Regions from separate parts of the Homo sapiens genome. Here region 1 is linked to region 2. A link is a loop called in an ENCODE intact Hi-C map of the cell type or tissue named here. Cell type or tissue: sigmoid colon. All regions are shown on one strand. Each heading gives the region's core, and the rest is flanking DNA. Links, peaks and the distances in the headings are about the cores only. Region 1 overlaps IQUB (IQ motif and ubiquitin domain containing). Region 2 overlaps HYAL4 (hyaluronidase 4).

Region 1 (11,253 bases), core at 2,048-10,047, 370 kb before region 2:
ATAAGTTTGCAATGCAATGTTTAAAAATACTGAAGAGAGTTCATATATCCACCAGAAAACATATATAAGAAATATTAATCACAATTTTATTCATAAAAGTCAAAAATGTTGAAGTAACATTTAGCAACTGGAAAATGAATAAATTGTGGTTATATTTATACAATGGAATCCTATGTGGCAATTTAAAAGAACTAGTCCTATAAGCAACAAAATGGATGAATCTCAGATATAACCTTGAGGCAAAGAAGCCAGAAATAAAATATACTACAAAATGTATGAAATGAAGCTCAATAACAGGCACAATTTATATATGGTGATAGAAGTCAGACTAGTGGTTACCTTGCAGGAGTGGAAGTGGGATGCGGACCTATGTATAACATGAGAAAACATTCTGGGGCATAAATATATCCTACCTTTTAGTAAGGGTAGTTGCTATATATATGTCTGCATATGTAAAAAGTCATAAAGCTGTACACTTAAGCCTTGGCATAAATCCTATTTTGATATAACAGAGAACCATGGTAAGAACTCATACTCCCTGGAATAGAATAATTGGAACTCTGTGAAGTGATGTGCAGGTTTTCCTTTACAGCTAAAGTCATTTACAATATGTAATATAGAGTAGGATATTACTCTCATATTTTTTAAATATGAAGAAAGATACTACATGAGTAAAAATCAGCAGGAATGTAGACTTCTCAAGAAATTCAGATAACAAAGTTATTTTATTTAAAACTATAAAATATATACTAAAATGGAAAAAATATTAAAAATATAATAAACTTCAAATGCATTTGAAAAATGCCAAATAAAACTTCCACATATTATGTTGATATTTTTTCATTTAAAACTTAGGAAATAGGTTAAACAGGAGTTTAGAGAAGCTCTGAAAGAAAATTAGTATGCAAAAAGATACATATGAAGAAACTGTCCCAAAAGCAGCAAAAAAAAACATAAGAGATAAAAGTATAAAATGAAAAACAGTGTTAAAAATGTCAACATATATCTGCTAGGATTTTCAAGATGAAAAACTAGAGAGAATGGAGAAAAGTTAATATCAGAGATAGTGGCTAAGAATTATCCAGAATTTATAAAAATCACATATTCTCAAGCACATAATGCAACAAAATTCCAAGGAGGATGAAAATAAATGAAGGGAAATTTAAATTCATAATAGTAAACAGATAAGTATAAAAAAGAAATAAATCTTTAAAAATAATAAGAGGAGCAAATATAAAACAAACAGTGAAAGATGACAAATTTATATCCAACCATATTAATAATCACATTAAATGTAAATAGTCTAAACATCCAAATTAAAAGGAAGAGATCATCTAATTGGATTTTTAAAATAAGATCCAGTTATATGTTGCCTACAAAAAACACATTTTGAATATAAAGACACAAAGAAGTTAAAAATTACAAAATATAAAAAGATATACTAAACTAACAGTGATCAAAAGGAAAATGGAAAGGACATATCAATATCAGGCAAAGTAGATTTAACAGCAAAAAATATCATAAGGAATAAGGAAGGTCATTTAAATAAAGGACTCAATTCATCAACAAGACATAGTAATGCTAAATGTTTTTACATCTAATAAGAAAGTTTCACAATACATGAAGCAAAATCTGATAAAATTGAAAAGACAAATAGGAAAATTCACAATTACAGTCTGAGATTTCAATACCCCCTCACAATAACTGATATACAAATAAATGGGAAATTTGTAAAAATAAAGAAAATTTAAACAACATTATCAATTAACTTGATCTAATGGCCATTTATTGATCACTACACCCAACCATAATAGAATGCAAATTCTTCCTACATGCACACAGAATATTCTCCAATGTAATTTGTATTCTAGTTGTTAAAATAAGTATCAATAAATTTAAAAGAACTCAAATTGGCCGGGTGCATTGGCTCACGCCTGTAATCTCAGCACTTTGGAAGGCAGAGGTGGGCAGATCACCTGAGGTCAGGAGTTCATGAGCAGCCTGACCAACATGGAGAAACCCCATCTCTACTAAAAATACAAAATTAGCCGGGTGTGGTGGCAAGTGCCTGTAATCCCAGCTACTCAGGAGGCTGAGGCAGGAGAATCGCTTGAACCCGGGAGTCAGAGGTTGTGGTGAGCCAAGATCATGCCATTGCACTCCAGCCTGGGCAACAAGAGCAAAACACCATCTTGGAAAAAAAAAAAAACAAACAAACCTCAAACCTCAAACCTCAAATTATACAAAATTACATTCTCTCATTACAATAAAATTAGAAATCAATAACAGAAAGATATCTGAAAAATCCCCAACTATTTAGCAATTAAATAACCTACTTCTAAGTATCCCATGGGTCAAGAAATAATCAAAAGGATAATTAGAAAGTATTTTGAACTGAAAGAAAATTTCAACTCAACATATCAAAATGTGAGGATGCAGCTGAAGCAGTACTTAAGGGAAAATTTACAGCACCAAACACCTATAATTAGGAAAGAAGAAAGGTCTCAAATCAAATGACCTCAGCTTCCACCACAGGACTAGAAGAGGAGTAAACTGAACCAAAGGTAAGCATAATGAAGGAAATAAATAACAATAGAAATTAACAAAATGGAACAGAGAAAAAGAACTGGGAAAAATCAGGGGAAGAGTAATAAAACTGATAAATCCCTAGGCAGACTGATCAGGAAAAAAAGAAGGAAACACAAAATTACCAGTATCAGTAATTGAGGTAACATCACTATAGATCCTATAGGTATTAAAAGGATAACATGGAACATTATTAACATCTTTATGCCAATAAATCCAACAACTCAGAAAAAAATTACCAATTCCTTTAAAGACAATAACTATCAAAGCTTACTCAATGATAAATAAGTCACATGAATACCCCTATATTTATTAAAGAATTGAATTTATAGTTTAAACCTTCCCACAAAGAAAATTCCAGACCTAGTTGGTGTCACTGTTGAATTCCTAACATTTTATGAAGAGATCCTACTAATTCTACACGAACTGTTTTAGAAAATTGAAGAGCACAGAGGAGATTAGCATTATCCAAATACTAAAACCAGACAGTAACATAACAAGGAAAAAAAAGTCACAGATCAATATCCCTTAGGAATGTAGATGCAAAAATTCCAAAACAAAATTTTGGCAAATCAAGTCTGACAATACATAAAGACAAGGCATTAACAGGGCCTTTGGGGATGTGATTAGGTAATGAGGGTGGAACCCTCATGAATGGGATTATTGCCCTTATTAAATAGACCCAAGAAAGCTCTTCATCCTTTCTGCTATGTGAGATCACAGTGAGAAGGCACCATCTATGAACCAGGAAACAAACCATCCCCAGACACTGAGTCTGCTGGTGCCCTTGGAGTTCCCAGACTTGAGAACTCTAAAAAATAAATTTCTGTTATTTATATATATGGCATTTTGTTATAGTAGCCTGAATGGACTACGAACTTAACAAAGATACAAAGGCAATGCAATGGAGAAATGACAGTGTTTTCAACAAATGCTAAAGGAACGACTGGATGTTCAAAAGCAAAAAGTTTAAACATTCATCTCAACACATATCTCACATCTCATACAAAATTTATTTCAAACTGGATGTTATACCTAAATTCAAAATATAACACTATAAAACTTCCAGAGCACATAGGAGAAAAGCTGTGTGACCTTAAGTTTGGTGATGAGTTTTTAGGTATAACACCAAAAGCATGATTCACACGAGAAGAAACTAATAGGACTTATTGAAATTAAAAACTTTTGCTCTAAGAAAGACACTGTTAAGAGAATGAAAAGACATGCCAAAGACTGAAAGAATGGAAACCTGCCTGAGCGGGGAAAGGGTAGATCCTCTGAACACACCCTCACCTCTCAGTTCCTTTCCTCACCACTAGCTGCTGTTTCTCTTCTGTACTCCTTTGGGAGATGAGTGAATGAGAAGGGGTAGTTCTTACTCACCCCACTCTCCAGGCCTCTCAGATGATTCAAACTCACCATCCTGAGGATCTTGAGCTGAACCGCAACTCCCCTGGCCCAAGACAGATGTATCTGCACTCTAGGTAGCCACTTAGGGATAATCTAGCTGTTCACTTCAAGCTTCTTTCTGACAAGATCCCTTCACTTCTATAGCTGGTCCTATTAAACAGGACCAAGAGCACCTCAAATTGCCCTGTTGCAGGCTCAATCTCTCTTGTATTCTCTACTGTATAGTCCCCTTTTGATAGAAAACAAAGATACATCTCTGTTTTAAAAATCCTGGGAGTGCTATAAATAATGCGGCAGCACTCTCCAATATCAAAGAAGTCTGAAAGCCCTCCTCTAGTTCTCTAGGTTTCTTTGTTTGGACTCAGACCCCAGTCTACCATCCTGGTCAAGGTTCAGGCAACAATCCTCGTTGTCCCCCAAACACAGGGAACATTTCCAAGCTCACCAGGAATACTCCCTTGAAGCTCCTTTCACTAGGCATTTGGTCAGAAAATAACACAACCTACCCACCCCAACCCCAAAGCATAGCAATGGCTCTCTCCAAAAAAAACCTACCTTACTAACCTCTTCAAATCTCTCCTAGCCCTTCTTATATGTTTTATCTTGCTAAGTGACCCATGAGCCAAGAAATAGGTCCTATTTTACTTGGTTTGTAAATTCTTTATGAGGGAGAGAGAGATTGACTCTCATTGACTCTGGTATCCTGATATCTCACCTATTGGAGCCTCAGTCAAAAATAAGGCAGGGTGATAGCACCCTCCAGAAGGGCTAAAATGAAAAAGACAGAAGCGTCCAATGTTGGAGTGGATGACAGCAATTAAAACTCTGATACTCTTTCATAGGAGTTTAAAATGGTACAACCTCTAAAAAACCATCTGGCAGGATTTGCTAAAGCTGAATTACGTATATCCTATGAACCAGCAATTCCACTGCTAGGTTTACACCCTGAGAGAAATGTGTGTGTATGTGTGTGTGTGTGTGTGTGTGTGTGTGTGTGTGTGTGTGTGTGCATGTGTGTATATATACATATACACAAGTAGTACTACTACAAACATCTTTTGGTGAATATATATACATATACACATATTTGCCAAAAACTAGTTGGGGGGGCAGGGAGGAGGGGTGGGAAGGACCAAATCCACAGTAAAATGGATACATAAGTTATGGCACATCCATGCAATGGCATACAAAGGGCAACTACTCACAACAGCAAGGATCGGTCTCATGACATAATATTGAATTTTGAAAAACAAACAAAAAATTATATTCTGCATAATTCTGCCTATATAAAATTTTTAAATAGACAAAACAACCCCAATTATTCTATTTAGAATATGGGATACTTAGCACCTTTTTTTCCAAGTAATGGCCCTAGTGACAATTCAGAACGATAAAAGAGATCACCCTCAACATACTGCTATAAAAAGACATGAAAATCAAATATTATTGCCTGGAGATAGCCTCCTCTTTGACATATTACCTTATACAGCTAAGTTTATTTTCTTAAATTAATATCATTTTGCTTTTATTACTGAAGAACAGACTACCTCGAGGAAAAGTTAAGTTTCATATTATGAATTATAGCTCAAAGTATACAATTATCATTATGAGCCACAAGAGGGCAGCAGCTCCAAGGAATGGAGTTATGAATATGAAATGAAGAAAATTACAGAAGAGCAATATAAATTATTGAGCTTGTAAACCACAGATTTTTTAACAGAACTTAAAAATTATTATTCCAAGGCTTTTAATTTGGAATTTTAGAACTAGAAAAACCCGAAAGATGTCTCTTTTATATAAGAAACTTCATGGATTTCATTTTCCTCCATATATAAATCATATGTGGACTTATATAAAATATATCTGTTCTACTTTAGTATGAAAATTCTGTATAAAATCATTTGCCATAGAACAATAGCTCGCATATGTATAGGTCCTTGTACTTTTTGAAATACTTTCATAAATGTAATATTTTATACTTTTTACTCTATTAAGCCCTCTGAAGTAGACAGGCCAAAAATTATTAATTCCTTTTGATAGATGAAGAAATCGAGGTTTAGGATAAGTGAGAAACTTGTCCTAATTAACACCACTAATAAGTAGAACAGGCAGAAGCTCATTCAACATATTTTCTATTATTTTGCACAGTTGTCTGTTAACCACACAAAGATAACAATGGTATCCTTTAGTCACATAAGAATTTAGAATATTATTTTAACAGAGCTCTGCTCTAACAGAATGTTAGTTTTAAACTTGTCAATAAGACCTTTCATAGATACCTGGCTAACGATGTTCTCTATTGAAGTACTGACACTTAATAATCTTTGTTATCATCTGACAGAAAAAATGGAAGTAGAAGTGAAGTTTAAAGTAAAATAAGCAGTATTTCCAGAGGACAATGATTAGGATAAAATGGAAAACAGACACACAATTCTAGGGAGCAGGCTTAACAGTTACCTCAAATACTACCATAGTAGTTGTAAATATTTACCATAAGCTATAAATATTCCTAAAGCCACTCAATTTTTACGTTACCAGGAAAATGAATTTATTAATATTGTTTATTAGCCCTAATGTTTAATTATATTATTTTTGGTAAATAGCATATTATCTTATAGCTATAAAAAGACTCAATATCTGATGCTTAAAAATGTAGCCAATTAGAAAGGAAACTGCAACTTGAGGAACAGAACATATAACATCCACAAAAAAAATAGTATGTAATGAAACAAACAAATGGAAGAAAATTTGCTTAGTGTTATAAATAATCAGAGAGAGGTCAAAAATTTATTTCCTTGGACTAAAATATCCCATTCAACTACAAAAGCCAATTGAGGCTATTTCTAGGTTTTAAATTTTTCTGTGTCTTCATAAGGGTCTAATTTCTCCACTCTCAGATATCTGGTGTATTAAGTAACTCTTCTGCTCCAGTTATTTCCACCTTACCAGGTACTGCTGGCAAAGCAGAAGCTAGAGACAGTTGCATTAGTATAACCCTGGATTTCTTCCTTTCATTCATTCATTCATTCATTTTATGAACATTTGTTGGGCATATGAGCTAAGCACAGTAAAAGGCAGCTCATCAAAAAATAAATGAATTATTCCCTCATGGCAGAAATAAATGTTAAACAAAAGATGTATTATTACTAAAGAAATAACTGAGACTGAAAAAAAGATGTAGTATTACCAACTGTGGTGATAAAAATGAAAAGTTTCAGGTGCAATGAGGACCATAAGATGACAAAAGAATATCCAACTTATGTTGTCATTCACAAAAACCTTTAAGCAGGTGACATTTAACCTGAGATCCAAAGGTGGGCAATGGAGAAACACCTCCAAGAAGGGGAATCGTGTATCTACTGCCTGGGTAAAGAGTGCCTGGCTTGTTCAAATAACTGAAACTTTTAATTTATCCATGACTAGCACACACACTGTAGAAGAAATAAGGTATAAAAGTCAAGGTGTAGAGAATATACATTTATATAGTATTATTAATAAGGGGGAATTTTAAAAATATTGCCAAGCCCCTTCTCTAAAGAGCAAAATCAGACAGGATGCTGGATTGAGGGATTAAAGAACAGCTCAACTCTGAGTTCAAAATTCCCAAACCACAAGAAAACTAGATTACACAGTACTTTCTCTCTTTATCTCACATGAATGAGGATCAAATGAAATAATATACTAAAACTGCATAATTCACAAAGCAGTATGTACATTTTAATTGTTAATATAAAAGCATTTCTAATTTCATTTCAGCCTTAATTCTTATTCCAAATATAAAGTGGTATTCATCTTTCAAAATTCTCTACTGCAAATTTCCAAGACATCTCCCTAAAATAATAACACCTTCCTTTTGTCTGCAGTAAATCTGTTTTTCCTATTAATGAAGAATTTAAAAATATTTTTTGCAAAGCCTGTGTCCAACTTACATTCTAATGCATTATAAAGAAATTCAAAATCTTCATTTGTTTTAGGATTATGCCTCCGGTGATAGTCCAATTTTATCCATTCTTCTTTTTCTCTTATCTTCCTTAGTTCTTGCTGTGTTTCCCATTCCAGTCTTAAGCTTTTCTGTCTTCTTAAATTCTCTACGAAGATTTTAGCATGCCATTGCCTGTAGTAAGTCTGTATCACTATCACCTATAGTTAAATTAAAAGGAAATAGAAAGTGCCTATCATCAACTTTTTGATCAGACAATAAAGGCAATGATGATTATTTCAATTCCAATTCCACAACAAAATAACTGAGTCTAGTTTTAGCTCCAAATACATATTTTCACAAACACTAACATAAAAAACATGTATAATGCATGTGACTGCTATTTGACTTTGACATCTCGCAAATATACCTTCCCAGAAGGATGTTTGTACGATCCTTAACAGAATAGACTCTGGAGTAAAACTTAGTTTGAATCTTCCTTCTGCTACTCACTAGTTGTTTGATTGGATAAGTTACTTGCCATCTCTATGCTTTAGTACCCTCATGTGTAAAACAGTGATAATAAGAGTATACATATAAAGTGCTTAACCCAAGCCTGGTACATCATGAGTCCTCAATAAATACTATTATTGTCATACATATTAATTATCTCCATCTTATCTTAAATGCCACTAGCTTAGGCTCATGTTTATAACAAAACTGTGTTTTCCTAAATACACATCAGGTAGGTATGTGTGGAAACCACCAAAGGCAGGTTAGATAAAATGGAGACTGAAGCAAACAAATATTTATTAACTTGTATGAAACATGAATATGTTTGAAAGTACACCATAGTACTAAACCCTCAAAAAGTTTATGATATAGCTGAGAGAGTTTATCATTTTTTTCTGAGAGTTTATAATTTTATTTATTAAACTCATAAATAAAAATAAAATGTGAAGAGGCCGGATCAAGACTGATGATAGAGCTTATGCTGATGCATCCCTTACTCTCATCCTAATGCCTAATAATTGTAGAAAAACTATGTAAAGCAGATATCGACAAAGATACTAGATCAAACTGAAGGGGTCCCCCAAAAGAATAGAAACTTTGAAGAATCCCTTCAACAAAAGAGGCCAGTAGAATTAATTGAAGAAAGAGTCTGTAACCTAATCATGCACTGGAGAAGCAAGTCAGAAAAAACAAGGGGCTCTAGGACTGCTCTAAGCCCAAAACTGATGGATGGTCTGAGCAGAGTGGCCACTAACCAGGTGACTTTAAAAACTGCAAAAGGGATAGGTTCCTCTAAAATAATTAGGCAAGGAGCAACAGAGATATTTGTCCCTAGGCAAGAGTGGTGAGTGTCCCAGAAGGTGACACCCAGGATGAAAAAAAAAAAGCCCCCTATCCAGAAAACTAGGTTTCTCCCATAATCAAGCTTTACATTTCCCCTAAAATCATGGGGTCAGACTGGGTGAACCAATATGCTATTGGCACACTGGACATTAAGAATCTCAAACACATCAGCGGCATCTAGAAAACTATTAGCAATGCAAATTTTCAGGCCCCACCCCAGAGCTATTGATCAGAAACTCCTGGGTAAGCACAGCATTCTATATATTCATGAGCCCTCCAGATGATGCTTATAGTAAAGTTTTAGAACTACTAGAGTAAATCAAAACAAAACAAAATACAAGAGCAGACTAGATATAGTTAATATTTTCACAGAGAAAGGAAAGGCTATCAGTATAAAATAATATAATGAACCAAGAAAAAAGACTGGCAAAAATTTTATTTTTGAAATTTAAAAAATTAATAGAATATGGATTAGCCTGAGTGCTATTAAACTTGTTCAACTTATTTAAAACACCAAAACACAGTTGTTTAAACAACACAGAAGTTTTTTCCCTTTCACATGACAATCCAGGGATTAGCAAAGCAGTTTAGGGCTCGTAGGAAAGCTCTGTCATATTTAACAAATGGCTTCCTACTTATATGTCCCAGATGGCTGGTCCACTTACCATCTTCCAACCAGTAAATAGAGGGAAAAGGAACAAAGAGCATTTTAAGAATGATAACTGTAAGTGGCTCACATTGTCCCTCACATCTCGCTGTCCAGATCTTAGTTATATGGCCTCACTGATACACAAGGGAAGTGATGAAATGTGGTCATCAGTGGAACAGCCACATGCTCAGATAAAGCTTTATTACAATAGGAGAAGGGAAAAAATGGGTATTGACAGAGAACTAGTAGTTTCTTGTAAGCTGATCTGCAGAATGTGTAGAACATAAGAAGTAATAAGTAGGTAAGAAAATTAGGTGAGAAAATCTTTTAGCATGCAGGACAAAGGCTCATAAAAATTTAAATGAATGAATGAAAAATAAGAGACACAAAAGATAAATCCCAGCATTCCAAAATGTTTCCTTTTTTTCTTTTTTTCTTTTTAGGCGAAGTCTCACTGTCACCCAGGCTAGAGTGCAGTGGTGTGATCTCAGCTCACTGCAGCCTCCGCCTCCTGGGTTCAAGTGATTCTCATGCTTCCCCTCCTGAGCAGTTGGGACCACAGGCACGTGCCACTATGCCTAGCTAATTCTTGTATTTTTAGTAGAGACAGGGTTTCACCAAGTTGCCGAGCTTGGTCTCCAACTCCTGGCCTCGAGTGATCTGCCCACTTCAGCCTCCCAAAGTACTGGGATTACAAGCATGTGCCTCAGCATCTGGCCTCATCCCAAAATATTTCTGAGATAAGTTCCAGATAAAATAAGGAAAGTTGATTACAGAAATTCATAAAAACATAATAGAGGTATATTTCCCACAGCAAGACATGGACTCTCGGAAAGGGTACATCACCAAGTCTCAAGCATATTACAATAAGATTACCAAATACCAAGGATAAAGTGAAAATCCTGACAGCTTCTAGAAAGAGGAAACAAAGAAAGGAGGGGGCAGAAAATGAAGAAAAGCCTAGTAAGGTTCTTGACTTATTCATGGAAACGATATATAGGCTGATTAGATATGCACTTGGTATAAAAAAATTAGTTATGTTAAAAAATGTGTATGAGTAACTGTCAGAGGCGTGTGAACCAGAGCAACTCCATCTTGAATAGGAGCTGGGTGAAATGCGGCTGAAACTTACTGGGCTGCATTCCCAGACAGCTAGGCATTGTAAGCCACAGGATAAGATAAGAGGTCAGTACAAGATACAAGTCATAAAGACCTTGCTAATAAAACAGGTTGCAGTAAAGAAGCCAGCTAAATCCCACCAAAACCAACATGGCGACAAGAGCGACCTCTGGTCATCCTCACTGCTACACTCCCACCAGCGCCAAGACAGTTT
Region 2 (11,253 bases), core at 1,937-9,936:
TATCATCAGTGTTCCTACCGAACACCTCCTAAACCATTAACCACTGTTAATTTTCTTTTACCATAGATAGTAACCAATCAATAATTAGCTTTTAATAATCAAATGTCAGAATAGAGCCTTAACTTAAAGCTCTGGCTGATAGTGTTCATTTCCATTAAAAAAAATCATTCTTATTTCCTGAAAAGGGATGTTCTTGTCAGATTGCAGATGAGCATACAATTTCTCAAATAAAATTATAAAAATGATCTTCATAACAAAATGCAAGTGAGATGTAACTTTCTTTAGGAAAACTTGATTCCTTATACTGTAGTCAGAATCGATTTGCATCTTCTCTTATATATCCAAAGAACTTTGAGTTTTTAAAATCAGATTGATGGTTTTGAGTTAGCTGTTACAGCAACATATTACAAAATTCCAACAGAACTTCCTTCTCAAATAAATCTCACCCATGCTCACTTCTCTCACTTAGCCACCCTGTTCTCTTCCCTGGAAGCAAGCAATATAACCTTTTTTGAGTATCCCTCCTGATATGGTTTGGCTCTGTATCCCCACCCAAATCTCATCTCAAATTATCATCCCATATGTTGTGGGAGGGACCTGTAATCCCCATGTGTGGAGGGAGGGAAGTGATCAGATTATGCAAGCAGTTTCCCCCATGCTGTTCTCCTGATAATGCATGAGTTCTCACAAGATCTGATGGTTTTATAAGTGTTTGGAAGTTCCTCCTTCATAACACTTCTCTTTCCTGCCACCTTGTGAAGAAGGCACTTAATTTCCCTTTGCCTTCTGCCATGATTGTAAGTTTCCTGAGGCTTCCCCTGCCATAGGGAACTGTGAGTAAATTAAACCTCTTTCCTTTATAAATTACCCAGTCTCAGGTATTTCCTTATAGCAGTGTGAGAACAGACTAATATAGCTCCAGAGATATTCCTCAGTACACAAATTATTATACTGTGTACATATGTAATTTGTGTGTGTATGTGTATGTGTGTGTGTATATATATGTATGCATATATTCCTTTCTTTGAAAAATGGCAACAATCTATACACACTTTATTAAAATTTGTAGCTTGTGTACAGACACACATGTAAAACAAATACATATTTTAAAGACTATTTTAATATCTGGTCAATGTCCTTATCAATATGTAGAAGAAACCTCATTCTTTGTTATAGGTGCATAGCATTCCACTGTATACGAGGCCATGTCTTATGTGGCCTTTGCCTTATAGTAGACATTTATTTTGTTGTCCTAATTATAAGAATTAGGAAGACATTAATTTTGTCTTCCTAATTATAAGAAGTGCTACAATGAATTACATAGAAGCAGAATTTCTTGGTGAAAGGTTTTATTCATTGATAATTCAGATAGAAATTTCCAGTCTTCTGTTTCCACTAGGAATGTACTCTTTCTTCATTCAGGTTGGAGTCAACCCCTGCACATTTCACCTTGCTCAAATTTCTTATCCTGCTAAAATATATATGCTTGTACAGAGAGATAGATGATAGGTTGCCATTTGTAAAGCCAGGGGAACCCTAGTTTTTAAGCCACTCCATTCAGGACTGAGGCAAAATTTGAAATTAAGCCATGTTTACCAGAGACAAGACAATGTGATCTGGCTACAGCTTTTGACCTCTCAAATGTTTGCCTTTCCTCTCCACTCTTGTACTCTTAACATTGAGAGCTAGGATCTAGGGAACTGGGATCCAACTCTCTCCTGCTTAAATATTGTTCTGGTCCTCAGGCCTGAGGTTGGGGACTCAGCTCCCCATCTCTAGTTTCTGTCTGATAACCCCAACTAGTATCCCAACACTCCTAATCAATGGCTTGGGTCATTTTTATGGGGAGGGAAGTATTTTAAGTTGTAATCTTGACTATGGACATTGGAAAGACTTAAATAACATTTCGCAGACCACTGGATGGCTTTTTAGTTCAACAACTTTAATTAAAAACCTGAAGACATAAATCAACTTAATGTTATCTTAAGGAACTTAGTTAAAAACAGGTTGACAGAGGGAACATTCTATTAAAAATGTGATCCTAAGACTTAGTGTGCTTTTCCAAGAAATCTGTTGATCTTGGCTGTAAGAAATTTCAAGTCCTAAAAGAGGAGTAATACTTAGACAAAGACCAAGTGTATACTTTAATACAGAGATAATTTAAACCTCTTTCAGATTGTATTTCTTAAAACTGCAAAATTTGCTTGCTTCATTAAAAACGAGGCCTTTCAGACTGAATAATATAGTGAATTTACCATTAGCAAAAGTGACACTGAAATAGTCATTTTCACATATTTACAAAACTTAAGCCTATATTTAAGAAGACTGGAAAGGAAACAATTTTATACAATCAAGATAGTATAGGAGTTCTAAAATTAGTTCAGATGGAGGGACACTGTGTTCTTTGATAATAACATAAAATAGTTATCATAAAATTCAGTATCTAATGATGAATTATGGGCCTTAATGAAATACTGTTATAGAGTAGATTATATTATAAACCCATAGGCAACAAGTTTTTAAGAAAAATGTATGAAAAATACTTAATTGAGAAACCTCTAACATTAAAATATTTTGCTTTTTCTGCTGGAATACTAAAGAGCCAGCTTGCAGAGCATTGATGTTTCAAAAGAGAAAAAGTTCATCAGAGAAAAAAATAGATGCCTATTATTGGCTGTTGCTCTAATAAGCTTTTATTAGAAAATAGGTTGGCAATTAGTTCTGCGAAATTGAGCACATAGCTTTGAACTTGATGGTTCTGCTCTGTCTCTCAGTCTGATAAATATATATGAGTATATATATTTTTCATCATTGGCAACAAAATATCACTTTGGTCAGTACTTTCCTTAAGGGCTTGGAAATAAAACAGTGCATTTATTAAATTCCTTAGGGACCATGACCTTCAGGATATCTCTTCAAACTCTCACGGTTTTAGGAGCAGACACTTGGCATCTTAAAGGTTTTTAAAACAGAACCCCAATATCATGAAAAAAGAAATAGAAGACATGTAGATTTGGAAAATCAACTCGTTTCACTAATACCTGAATATTAAGAAGGGAGTATATGCTTTGAAAAACTTTTCCAGAGCATTCACTCTAATCGTAAAGATCAGTGTGGATCACCATGCTGTGTAAAGTTAAAAAACATCGCACTGGGTGTTTGAGAACAGGCACTTAGAGTTGCAATCAAAATGAAAACAAATTAGTGCAATTAATTTATTGATTTATAATATCCTTTTCCTTTGTGGTGATTATTTAAAATATTATGGTCTCATAAATAACTGGTTTGAACTGCTCTCATTTCTGTCTTAGATTATTGCAAGAGCTTTTTATAGTCTTCCTGCTTCTCTCTTGTGTCTTTTCCCTTAAAGGCTTGCCTCAACACAGCAGCCAGAGGAATCCAGTTAAGCCCATGGCAGACAATGTCATTCTTCTTTCAAAGCCCACCACATCTTTCCCATCTCATTTACAGTGAAAGCCTGAGTACCTATAAGCCCCAACAAGACCCTCACTCTTTCTTCTCTGGCTCCTTTTACCTAGTCACTGACCTCTTCAAAGGTCTTTAGAGACAGCAGACATGCTCTGCCACAGGGCCTTTGCACCTGCTTTCCCTCATACTTCCCCAGACATCCTCCAGGCTGACTCCTCTTATCCTTGGGATCAGTGAGGCTTGTTACCATCTAGGAACAAATCCTGCCTTATTTATTTTTCTTTGTTATCATAATTTGCAACATACTGAATATTTATTTACTGTTCTTATTTATTATCTCCCTCCCCTACAAGAATTTAAACTCAGTGAGGGCAGAGGCTCTTGTTTGTTTTGCTCACTATTGTATTGTTAATACTTAGAAGGGAGCCTGGTACATAGAAGATGCTCAATAAACATTTTCTGAATTCTTATAAGAATGAACACTAAGTGCCTCTGCCTTCATCATACAATGTCAGTGTTCCAAAGACCACCAGGAGCACACCTGCAGTTAAATTAGTTTACTTTATCAGTTATTGTGGGAAGGGAGGGTGCACACCATGGGAAGCCATGGGGTGTCTCAGTAAGAGGGTATTAGGAGGAAACTATCATATGATTTAGGTTTTGGCTGAGTGACTTGGTGAAGAGTCTAAGAAGGCAGGGATTTTCTCTAGATTAGATGTTGTCAGAAAGCAGAGGCGTTCCTGTGATTGGGTAAAGAATAGCAGTCATTCATTCAGCAAGAGAGAGGGATGTTTGGTATTTTGTGGGTTGCACAGTGACCTTCTTTTCTGATCTTAGACAATATTTAAAAGTGGCCTGGCTTTGTCTCATTTTATTATGGTCTGAGAGTAAACTTGTCCAGACTGGTATTCTGTGACATTGTTTAAGAGAAGCATTATGCAGCCTAGCTGTGAGTGTAGTACTCACAGTTTCTGAATGCCAAGGGTTGCTCTTTTTTTTCTTTTAATTTATCACAAGCAAGTAAGCTTCTTTGGGGAAGGAGTGAGAAGGGAGATAGGAATAAGTAGGGGATAGGAGATAGAGGCTTTTTTGCAGACTCTTGTAGCTGTACATGGTGGTCCTGTCTCCCTCAAAAGAACATCCCTCCTGCCACCTTCTTCACTGTCTCCTTCACTGTCAGGAGGAAGGGGCAGTGATGAGGTGAGGTGCTTGAGCCGACCTGAAATAGGCCCTGTCTGTTTGCTGCTTTTGCCACATTTGTCTCTGGTCAGGGTAAGAAGATTAGAACTATGAAACCAAGGTCAACATAGTAGCAGCTAAACCTTCCTCACTTCCTTCTACTAGAGGAGGGGTCAGGAGAAAGCTACTTCCCTTTACCTATGGCTTTAATGAGTATGTCATTTCATTGAAAATCATTTGTTCAGGGGCCTTTAAAATGTCTTCACAGAAGTTTCCTTGTTGAAGGAAAGGAACTAGTCCTTCCTATATATTCCCAGAACAGACCTTACTTCTAAGGAGAGAAACCTGGGCATTAAAATTTAAGGGACAAGTCCAGGTTAAATTCCTCATTCACTTCTACCTCCAATATCTTGCTAACTCTTTCTAAACATTGTCATTTAGAGGTTTGTTTACAGGAGCACATTTGCCTAGGCGGATTATGGAAGGGGGAAGGGAGAAAGAAAAGGAAGGTTGCTATTGCTGGTGATATGGTTAACTGTGGATAATTGCACAGGTTGCTATGCTACAAGAACTAGTCAAGATAAGGCAGAGCTCAGCGGTGGGGATTTTAATGGCATAGGTGGGGTGAGGGAAAGAGGTCTAGGGAAGCTCTGAAGCAAAGGGCACTTTTGGAAGGGCAGGCTTGGGGAGGTTCCTTGGTGAAGGAAGGACAAGAGAAACAGAGATTGCATGGTGGGACAGGGAAGGGAAAACAGTGTCTGAGAGGGGTCACGTGAGGGGATCTCCTCCCAACAAGCCATATTTAACTAGGAGGGCACACCAGTGCCCTGACCTGGCTGTATAGGAAGCAGAAACCTGACATACAGCAAGCAGAAGACACGGGCACAGGATTTTACTTATTTATTTTGTCTTTTTTGGTCGTGCACCCACACATTTTATCAGGAGCTATGTCTACCATCTGCCATGTAAGGTGCACCTCCAGTTCACCAGAACAAACAGTTCACCAGTTCTCTTTCAACTACAGTGTCTTCCCTGAGACACTGAGAACAATAATAACATTCCAAGATAGGAGAAGAGAATCACTTGGTAACTTTGTAATAAATGAACCAGGATGTTCTATGGTGGTGATGAGGGAGCCGACCAAAGGGGAAACAATAGTCAGTGGAAAACTATGTTTTGAATGAGACCAAAGCAGGAAGTATCTGGCAGGGTAGATTTTTCTTTTTTTGGTACACAAATATAGTCTTTTCTAATGTAACTCAATTTTAAATTTAAAGAAAAGCTTCTTCCCCCTTCTATTAATGAATGCATATGTAAATCTATTTTTCTTACCTGGAGGCAAAATATAATAAAAAATCAAAGAGAAGGGGAAGTTTTGAGTACCACAATTTTTCTTACTCATAAAATTAGATTCCCTTGAAAATACTATTCTCTTCAAATCATAATTTAGAGCTACAGTATGATATATTTCATGCTACTAAGTGGGGTAATCTTATTCAGCTTTGTGCATGGAGGAGTATATTCAATAAATGAAAATATCTACCTCTATAGCTCCTAAATACTGGTGTTTTGTGTTTATCCATTTACTTAGGCCTTCTTAAATGTCTTTGGAGGAAGTTTTGTGAATTACTTAAAATTTTTTTACAGCAGTGTCCAAGGCCTGAGAAATACCATGAGGTTTGGCTGGTGACACCTGGTGGTTAGACGTGATAATTACACACAACATGTAGCACAGGCTTTACTACAAGCCACAAAAGCACCTTGTATTGGTCCATTCTCACACTGCTAATGAAAACATTCCTGAGACTGGGTAATTTATAAAGAAAAAGAGAGTTAATGGACTCACAGATCCACATGGTTGGGGACCCCTCACAATCATGGCAGAAGGTGAAGGAGGAGCAAAATCACATCTTACATGGTGGCTGGCAAGAGAGCATGCTCAGGGGAACCACCCTTTATAAAACCATCAGATGGCATGAGACTTATTCATTATCACAAGAACAGCATGGGAAATCTCGCCCTTGTGATACAATTACCTGCCACCACGTCCCTCCTATGACAGGGAGAATAGGGGAGCTACAATTCAAGATGAGATTTGGCTGGAGACACAGCCAAACCATATCACTTCTCTATAAATCAGAGTTCCTGGTTGTAAGCAACCAAAACAAACCTTGCTTACTTGAGCAGAAAGGCGGTGTCCCTTGAGGACAATATCTCCACTTAACAGTAACATTATGGGCATCAGGTTCAGAATCTGGATGCCCCAGCTTGCTGCTCCTTGACACTGGAATTTACGTCACCACTGGCAATGTCACCTCAGCCTCCTTGAATCTCAATATCCAAATTCAAAGCCTAGATTAGGATGCATCTAATTGGACTGACGACAGTCATAGACCAATACCAAACCTGCAAGGAAGGCTGGGACATTTTGGCTTATTTAATGAAATATGGGCTTTGCCTTCCAAGATACTTATGGTGCAGAATTGACTACTGAGGAAAGGGGTCTGTATCCGGAGCACACAGCCAAAGGACAAATGTCTACTGGACACCTTAATCTCACTAGGCATCAGGCATAACCACAATGCATTTTCATCTTAATGACACACAAGACTGCAAACGTTTTATGCCATCAAACCCTTTGATGAGCTTTTACAAAAATAATTTCATAGTAGTTTTACAAAGAGATGACTAAAAAATAACTTGACAAAGTAGCCACTATCGTCTTCCCTCTTCTACTATCCAAACACCTACCTATCTTCTCTTTCTCTCTCTTTTTTTTTTTTTTTTTTTTGAGACTGAGTCTCGCTCTGTTGCCAGGCTGGAGGGCAGTGGTGTGATCTTGGTTCACTGCAACCGCCACCTCCCAGGTTGAAGCGATTCTCCTGCCTCAGCCTCCTCAGTAGCTGGGACTACAGGCATGTGCCACCACGCCAAGCTAATTTTTGTATTTTTGGTAGAGATGGGGTTTCCCCATGTTGGCCAGGATGGTCTTGATCTCTTGACCTTGTGACCATCTCGGCCTCACCAAAGTGCTGGGATTATAGGCGTGAGCCACCCTGCCTGGCTCTATCTTCTCTTTTAACTCCAGTGTCTTCCCTGAGACATTCTGTTACACCAGGGGTTTGGTCTAGGTCCTGTTGCTTGCTGCAGAGAAAGCCAATCACTGAGTCAAGGAGTATTGCTGGGGAAGAAGGCCTTATTTGGGTGCTGCAGCCAAGGAGAATAAAGGATCAGTCTGGAATCCATCTCCCCAAGCAACTAAAATTTGGGGTCTATAAAGTAGGGAAGAAAAGTAACTATGTGTGGGAAAACAGGAATTAAGGAAGGGTAAGAAAGAGGACTTGGTCAACAGGCAAGTGGTCAGTTAGGCAATCATGATGAGTGAGGCATCTGGTGTCTCATTGTTTAGATGTGATAATCTGGTAAGTTTCAGTTCCTTGAAACATTCTGGGAGGCTTGATGGTTGGTTTACCGAGAAAGGAACCCAGATAAGACAAATATAACTTTCTTAAGTTTTACCCTGGGAGGGTCAATTTCTAAGTTTATTCAGAAGAAACCCAAAACATCTATTCTTTGGGATAGTTGGGCTGGTTTTAATTTCTTGCCACTCAAATCACTTTCCTTTCCATTCCTACCTACTGCTTACTCCAAGAAGTAATTGCTCCAATAAATTATCATGTAGTACTTGTTATGCATTTTTATTATTTAAATTTTACATCACCTTGCCTTCCATATAAAGTGACATCAGGCAAGCCTTTTCATCTCTCTAAGCCTCAGTTTCCCCATTTGTAAAATGGAAATGTAATTATAAGCCTTATGTAGTTATTACAAGTTTAAAAAAAATATTTACAAAGCAGTTAAGCACAATGCCTGGGATTTGATGAGTTTTGCAAAATGATGGTAAATATTATTTCACATCTTTATCTGATCATGAACTCCTTAAAGGCAAGGACTACATCTTATTCATTTTGTTTTCTGGACATGGGGTCTGGTGCTCCATGAATGTTTGTTGAATTGCATTTCCTGCCCCTGAATAGAAGCTAGGTCTCTACATATGCTTCTATATCTCAATTTATTTATAGGCCTCTTTGAGACCTTTAAGTGATACACTTTACAAATAGTCATATATAATAATAATATCTATTTATTATTTGAGTCTTTTTCCTCAAAACTATGACTAACAGAAAATTAAATCTCTCCACAGGTCTTCTAGAGTGCACTAAAGCAGAAGATAACGTAACATTTTTATCTTACCATGAAAGTATTATCTGAAGGACAGTTAAAGCTTTGTGTTGTTCAACCAGTACATCTCACTTCATGGCTCCTTATATTTTTTATTCTAAAGTCTATCTCTTGTCTAAAACCTGCTCGACTTCCAATTTATCAAAGGAAACCTTTTATAGCTGCTTGGAATGCTCCAACAGATCAGTGTTTGATAAAATATAATTTAAGACTAAATTTGAAAATGTTTCCTGTGATTGGAAGCCCACTGGCCAAGGCCAGGGGGCAAAATGTCACTATATTTTATGTCAACAGATTGGGATACTATCCGTGGTATACATCACAAGGGGTCCCCATTAATGGAGGTCTCCCACAGAACATAAGTTTACAAGTACATCTGGAAAAAGCTGACCAAGATATTAATTATTACATCCCTGCTGAAGATTTCAGTGGACTTGCTGTTATAGATTGGGAATATTGGCGACCACAGTGGGCCCGGAACTGGAACTCAAAAGATGTTTACAGACAGAAGTCAAGAAAGCTTATTTCCGATATGGGAAAGAATGTATCAGCTACCGATATTGAATATTTAGCCAAAGTGACCTTTGAAGAAAGTGCAAAAGCTTTCATGAAGGAAACCATCAAATTGGGAATTAAGAGCCGACCCAAAGGCCTTTGGGGTTATTATTTATATCCTGATTGCCACAATTATAACGTTTATGCCCCAAACTACTCTGGGTCATGCCCAGAAGACGAAGTCTTGAGGAACAATGAGCTCTCTTGGCTCTGGAACAGCAGTGCTGCTTTATATCCTTCTATCGGTGTCTGGAAATCCCTTGGAGACAGTGAAAACATTTTGCGCTTCTCCAAATTTCGGGTGCATGAATCCATGAGGATCTCCACCATGACATCTCATGATTATGCTCTGCCTGTATTTGTCTACACAAGGCTAGGGTACAGAGATGAACCTTTATTTTTCCTTTCTAAGGTAAGAAGCTTCTTGTCCAATGGTGGGGGATTTCCTCCTTATCTCTAAAAGGACATTTCTTTGTTAATTATGTTCTTTGAAGAATTGATTTCAATTAATGGTTTGTTATATGGGAGCATAATTCTTCCTTGACTAGTCATGCATTTAGACTCTTCATTTATGGAAACTGAATTTTGATTATCTTACTCATTATTATTCTCTTAAGGAACAAAGTAAGGTGAGAAAGGGTTAAAGTAGATACCAGCAACGACTACATTTCCTGCACACCAACTTTAACTGTACTCACTTACAATCGGGCATTTTGGAAGGTTATTGAAATGATCGGCAGTGAGCAGGTTAGACAATCAAAAAGGATGTTTTGAAATGGAGTGTTTGCTCATACATGTGGAAGCAGAATTGTCTAGCCACTTAAACAAAAAAATTCTAGGGAAAGTAGTGGGTATTTTAATCTTTGTTTTGTTTTTTTTTTTTCTTCAAGATGGAGTTTTTTGTTCTTGTCACCTAGGCTGGAGTGTAATGATGCAATCTCGGCTCACTGCACCCCCCACCTCCTGGGTTCAAGCGATTCTCCTGCCTCAGCCTCCCAAGTAGCTGGGTTTACAGGTGCTCACCCCCCCCCACCCAGCTAATTTTTGTACTTTTAGTAAAGACGGGGTTTCACCATGTTGGACAGGCTGGCCTTGAACTCCTGACCTCAGGTGATCCACCCTCCTCGGCCTCCCAAAGTGCTGAGATTACAGGCATGAGCCACCGTGCCCAGCCTAATCTTTGGATTTGGATAATTTTGTGTAACCTTTCTACATTGAGAAGACTCAGGACTTGTGGAGGGCTTCACATGTGTGATGCAGTGATGTTTTAAGGTATTGCTGGATACCAGTGGTTTAATATATTTTAACAGAGGCATTTTTCCTTTCTCCACCATTACAAATTTCAACTCACCAATATCTGTTAAAGACGTTCTGAGTTCTAGGCATCCTAAGGAGGAGGCATAGAAAACACCCAGGTGAGGGCTCTACAGTGACCAGGTATCTTTGGAACATAAATGGAATGTATTCATCAGAGGGAGAAATGATGCATGTGTATGAAATATGGTAAATACCATACCTCCAACATCACTCATGAGGTGAAGGAGGAAGGAAAAAAAGTCTCTGTTGTGAACTTCTATTCATACCACCCAGAAAAATCAGTGAAAAATAATTGAATGAAGAATAATAGGAAGTCAGTACCGTCTGAAAGGTTTTAAAAAGTTATCTAGGCCGGGTGCAGTGGCTCACACCTGTAATCCCAGCTCTTTGGGAGGTTGAGGCAGGTGGATCACAAGGTCAGGAGTTTAAGACCAGCCTGACCAAGATAGTGAAACCTCATCTCTACTAAAAATACAAAAATTAGCTAGGTGTGGTGGTGGGTACCTGTAATCCCAGCTACTCAGGAGTCTG

What was found. Peaks named below come from ENCODE experiments on the same cell type or tissue, not always from the same donor. Only the 100,000 strongest peaks of a DNase experiment are listed, where the experiment ranks them.
Region 1: it touches region 2 in a loop (5-fold over the local background); 56 of 110 quality-filtered maps call a loop at or near these places.

Annotation. Positions count from the first base shown.
Region 1 is chr7:123,488,771-123,500,023 of GRCh38, forward strand. It overlaps IQUB (IQ motif and ubiquitin domain containing), which reads right to left. Exons shown (of 13, transcript NM_178827.5): 7 at 7,926-8,136. Among named protein-coding and RNA genes, the nearest start is that of IQUB, 40 kb to the right of the region's middle. In sigmoid colon, for the core only: CTCF peaks have their summits at 5,622 (motif pointing right) and 5,827; no DNase peak of the experiment used is centred there.
Region 2 is chr7:123,859,411-123,870,663 of GRCh38, forward strand. HYAL4 (hyaluronidase 4) reads left to right here. Exons shown (of 5, transcript NM_012269.3): 3 at 8,813-9,817. The coding sequence starts at 8,864. Among named protein-coding and RNA genes, the nearest start is that of HYAL4, 20 kb to the left of the region's middle. In sigmoid colon, for the core only: a CTCF peak has its summit at 6,307 (motif pointing left); no DNase peak of the experiment used is centred there; H3K27ac peaks cover 1,108 bases.